Regions from separate parts of the Homo sapiens genome. Here region 2 is linked to region 1. A link is a loop called in an ENCODE intact Hi-C map of the cell type or tissue named here. Cell type or tissue: PC-9. All regions are shown on one strand.

The links. Peaks named below come from ENCODE experiments on the same cell type or tissue, not always from the same donor. Only the 100,000 strongest peaks of a DNase experiment are listed, where the experiment ranks them.
Region 2: it touches region 1 in a loop (20-fold over the local background); 3 of 110 quality-filtered maps call a loop at or near these places.

The regions. Positions count from the first base shown.
Region 1 is chr16:88,234,979-88,237,478 of GRCh38, forward strand. It overlaps a transcript of ZNF469 not described here. Among named protein-coding and RNA genes, the nearest start is that of LINC02182, 42 kb to the left of the region's middle. In PC-9, no CTCF peak of the experiment used is centred here; a DNase peak (open chromatin) is centred at 1,484; H3K4me3 peaks cover 1,386 bases; H3K27ac peaks cover 2,377 bases.
Region 2 is chr16:88,387,609-88,390,108 of GRCh38, forward strand. The region is part of intron 1 of ZNF469 (zinc finger protein 469); the gene reads left to right. Among named protein-coding and RNA genes, the nearest start is that of ZNF469, 5.9 kb to the left of the region's middle. In PC-9, a CTCF peak has its summit at 1,005; a DNase peak (open chromatin) is centred at 913; H3K4me3 peaks cover 739 bases; H3K27ac peaks cover 1,556 bases.

The sequences.
Region 1 (2,500 bases):
GGCTCTGCCCTTCCTCGCCCCCTTCCAGGTGCCTAGACTTGGGAAGGAGAGGGATGCCGCCAAGCTCGGGTCCTGCAGGGCCCCGGCCTTCTGGTGTGGGATCTGGCTTGGGAAGGCCCGGCGCTGGGGCTGCTGCTGAAATTCTTGAGACTGGTTGACAAGGGATCCCGTGGTTTCATTTCGCACCGGGCCTCTCCAGGGATGGAGAGGGTCCTGACTGGCAGTGTCGAAGCCACGGGGTCTCTCCTTGGTCCCTGGCTCCCCTCACAGCCCTCCCTGCCCATGGAGCTCCGGGCTTCCGCACACATTTCTCTCCTTTTTAACGGCTCATTTCTTTGGGTTCAGCAGTACCTGGGTCCCCAGTGCCCTCCTTCTGAGGCTCTCTCCTTTGAGTGGCCACCCTCCCCCAACACACCTGGAGCGCGGAACTGGGAGTGCCGTGGACACCAGCCCTCCCTGGCCCAGAGCCTCTGCCTCTCCTGGGCCTCCCAAGAGTAAAACCTCTCCACGCCAGACCAGGCTGCAAACCTGGATTTGAAACCAGCGCTGTCGCACTCCTTGAACTGTATCAGGGGTTTTCAGTAGCGGGACGGGAACCAGAACCCAAAAGAGGCTCCTTCCTTGTCTTGAATTCCTCCCACCTGAGTTAGCATCTTGGAGGTCAACGTTTCAAGGAATTCAGTATCTGAGAAGAGAAAGACACCAAACCGTGGTTCCCCATGAGGACTTGTTGCTGAAAAAAACATCTAACTCCATACAATATTTGAAGAGAGTTATTCTGAGCCAGATGTGAGGAGCGTGACCCGTGACACAGCTCCAGGGGGTCCTGAGGACATGTGCCGCAGGGGGTTGGGCCACAGTGTGAGCTCATACACTATGGGGACAGGAGGTTCAGGCAGAGTCAGTCAATACTTGACAGATGTGCGTTGGCTCTGCCCAGAAAGGCGGGATGACTTCAAGGTGAGGAGGGGCTTCCTGGTCACAGGTGGGTTCAAAGACTTTCTGATTAGCAATTGGTTGAGAGAGTTAAGTTATTATCTGATCACCTGGACTCAACAGAAAGGAGTGTCTGGATTAAGATAAGGGGTTGTGGAGACCAAAGTTCGTATTCTGTAGAAGAAATCTCATAGGGGGCTGCCCTTCAAGGCAATAGATGGCAAATGTCTCCTATTGAGACCTTTGAAATGTGCTAGATGCTAAGCCCATCTCTCCAGCATCAGAAAAAGCCCTGGAAAGGGAAGAGGATTCTCTACAGAATGTGGATTTTCCCCACAAGAGACAGCTTTGCGGGGCCGTTTAAAATTATGTCAAACACTCTATTCCTTCCAGGACCTGCTCCCTGTCATGTGATGTTATACTAGACTCGGGTTGGAATTTGGTGTCTTATTGCTACAAACAGCCTGTGCTGTCAGTCTTAAAGTCTCAGTTTTAATGTGAGTGCTGGTCAGCTGGGCCTGAATTCCATAGGGAGGCGGGTATAAAGAGACGTGTCCGACCCCCACTTCCCATCACAGCCTGAACTTGTTTTTCAGGTTTACTTTGGAATCCTCTTGGCTGAGAAGAGGGTTCCATTCAGTTGGTTGGGGAGCTTAGAGTTTTATTTTTGGGCTGGGCGCGGTATCTCACGCCTGTAATCCCAGCACTTTGGGAGGCCGAGGCAGGTGGATCACCTGAGGTCAGGAGTTCAAGACCAGCCTGGCCAACATGGCAAAACCCCATCTCTACTAAAAATACAAAAATTAGCCGGGCGTGGTGGGGGGTGCCTGTAAGCTCAGCTACTCTGGAGGCTGAGGCAAGAGAATCGCTTGAACCTGGGAGGCGGAGGTTGCTGTGAGCCGAGCTAGTGCCACTGCAGACACAGCGAGACTCTGTCTCAAAAAAAAAAAAAATTATATTTGGTTCACAGACTTAAAAGAATCAGTGCTCTGCCAAGCAAACCAGCATCCCTCTAATTTTTTCTTAATTAATAAACTATTTTTAAGAGCAGCTTTAGGTTTCAGAAAATAGAGCAGATAACAATTACCATATCCCTTCTCTCCATCCTCCCTTGCCCTCCAGTTCCACTACTGAGAACATTCTGTGGGTGCTGACAGATGAATCATGGCACACGATCCCCATTACAGTATCACAGAGCAGCTTCCTGGGCCCCTAAATCCTCCATGCTCCTGCCACGGACCCTCCCTGCCCTCCTTGCTCCTGCCACTCACCCTCCCTGCCCTCTGTGCTCCTGCCAGTCACCCTCCCTGCCCTCTGTGCTCCTGCCACGCACCCTCCCTGCCCTCCGTGCTCCCGCCACTCACCCTCCCTGCCCTCCGTGCTCCCGCCACTCACCCTCCCTGCCCTCCGTGCTCCTGCCACTCACCCTCCCTGCCCTCTGTGCTCCTGCCAGTCACCCTCCCTGCCCTCTGTGCTCCTGCCAGTCACCCTCCCTGCCCTCCGTGCTCCTGCCACTCACCCTCCCTGCCCTCCGTGCTCCTGCCACTCACCCTCCCTGCCCTCC
Region 2 (2,500 bases), 150 kb after region 1:
GGTCTCTGAGAATCACACTGTTGCTGAAAGGGAGCTGGCCTTGGGGAGGAGAATTCCAAATATAAGCTGTTTTTGACCCAGCGAGGAGAGCCCGCAGGCCAGGCTGAGAAGGCTCAGCGTGTGTGGGGAACGCTGGGTGCTCACCTGGCCCACCCTAGTATGGTGGACCTGGGGCTCCTGCCACCCCGTCCCCCTAACACCCAGCTCTTGAAGCAAGAGGAGCTCTGCCCCCCGCCGTGGAGGAACCAGGAGCAAAGGGCCCATCTCCCCAGCCCTTGCTCCTCCAATCAGGGTGGGTGGCCCCTCAAGTGGAAAGAACACAGGCTTGGGGTCCTCAGAGCTCTGGGGCCAAGCTTCACCCAGCCCTCCCAGCCACACCGCCAGGACAGGGCAGCCACGGCTCCCAGCCTCGGTTTGCGTTACCAAGTGGGGTGCACAGCACCTGGAGTCTCTTTACAACCCCAGAGTGGCTGCAGAGGGGCTCCCCAGAGAGGAGAGCGGCCGAGCAGGCGCGAGGGTGTGGATAGGCAGGTGAGTGGAGGGATGAGTGAGCAGTGAGTGTGAACTCAGCAGCCCCGGCCGAGGGAGCTGTGCCCAGGGCTGCTCCTAACACTCCCCACCCTCAACCCCTCCTGGCCGGTGGGCCAGAGCCAGAGGCAGGATGGGGGACATTCCGTCCCCTGGCTAACTGCTAACAGCGCCTGTCCTGTCTCTGGGCTGTTCGCAGGGCCAGCATCCCAGCCAGCGGCCAAACAGAGTCCACATTCATGAGCAGCCATTGAGGCTTTCCTACCGGCCGGGCACGGCAGCCGCCTGCAGAATGTGACCGTTGGGAGCGTCCCTGAGCGGGGTTTTCCGCATTCCTCCGGGGCTGCTGGGCCAAGGTGGCTGTGTGTAAACAGAGCCTGCGTCTCCAGGCCTGGATGTGGCCAGCCGGGCACTGCCCACTGGGAGGCTACAGAATGGAGCTTCTCTGCATTCCGGGCAGGGGCAGGAATGTGACTTGCTAAGATCCCAGCCAGAGGGGGCGTGGGAGCCAGGATACCCGGGTCTCCATACTGGAGGAGGCTGCCCCATCTGTAGAAGCCGGAGAGCCTGATGCCAGGGCCAGTCTCCATACTGGAGGAAGCTGCCCCATCTGTAGAAGCCGGAGAGCCTGGTGCCAGGGCCAATCTCCATACTGGAGGAAGCTGCCCCATCTGTAGAAGCCGGAGAGCCTGGTGCCAGGGCCAGTCTCCATACTGGAGGAAGCTGCCCCATCTGTAGAAGCTGGGGAGCTGGGTGCCAGGGCCAGTCTCCATACTGGAGGAAGCTGCCCCATCTGTAGAAGCCGGGGAGCCAGGTGCCAGGGCCATCCTCTGTGCCTTACACCAGCCCTTCGCTGTAGGAACCTTTTCTACAGAGACAGCGATAAAGCTCTCGAGTCACATAACCGCTCTCCTACAGTGTGCGCTTCAGTGGCTTTCAGGATATTCACAAGGTTGTACAAACATCACCACCATCTAGTTCTAGAACGTTTTTATCACCCCAAAAAAAACCCTGTGCCCATGAAGAAGTCACTCCCTATTCCCCTCTCCCAGCCCTCGGCAGCCGCTCCTTCCTGCCTGTGGATTTGTGCATTCTGGACACTTCGAGTACGTGGTTCCTACATCCCGCTCGTTTGTGACTGGCTCTGTCACTCAGCGTCACATCTTTAGGGTCCATCTGTGCCGTGGCGGGAGTCGGCGCTTCCTTCGTCTTTGCGGCTGAGCGCTGTTCTGCCCCGTGGACGGAGCACATTTTGTGCACGCACCCCTCCTCCGTTGGACGCCTGGCTTGCCTCCCCTGTCTGGCTGTTGTGAGTCCAGCTGCCGTGAGCTTTTGTGTACCGCTTCTGTGTGGGCACCCACTGTCATCTCTCCTGGGCAGCTTCCTGGGGATGGAAGTGCTTCGTCCCGTGGCCACCCTGGCCTTCAAGGAGCTGCCCCACTCTTTCCCACCGTTCCGCTCCCACCAGTGTGTCAGTGGTGGGAACCTCTTACCCCGACTCTGTGGATGAGGCAACCAGGCCAGGGGAGGGTGAGGCGTTGGCTCAGGACCACACGACTGGGAATGGGGCCAGGATTCAAACTGGGAATGGGGCTCAGGATTCCCTGAGTAGGGAAGTCAAGGCAAGGGAGTGAGTGGCCATGGGGACCTCAAGGCTGTGTCTTTGAACGACAGCGCAGTCCCCCAGGAGGCTCCCCCGCTGTGCCTCCCTGGCCCCCTGAGGACAGCACAGCCCTCGCCTCCTGAACACTTACCTGTCCACTCTCCACTCTCCACATGCAGGGCCAGGTGCTTCCTCAAGGGAGCCTGGTGAAGCCGCGAGTGAGGTGGGGTCGGCCTGCGGAGGGCCCCGCTACGCTGCCAGAGATGACGCTGTTCGTCCTTGCACAGCCTCCTCCCAAGGGACCCACAGCTTTTTTCCGGGGTGGCTGTGTGTCGAGGAGAAAGAAATAATCAGACTTTCGGGGGCCAC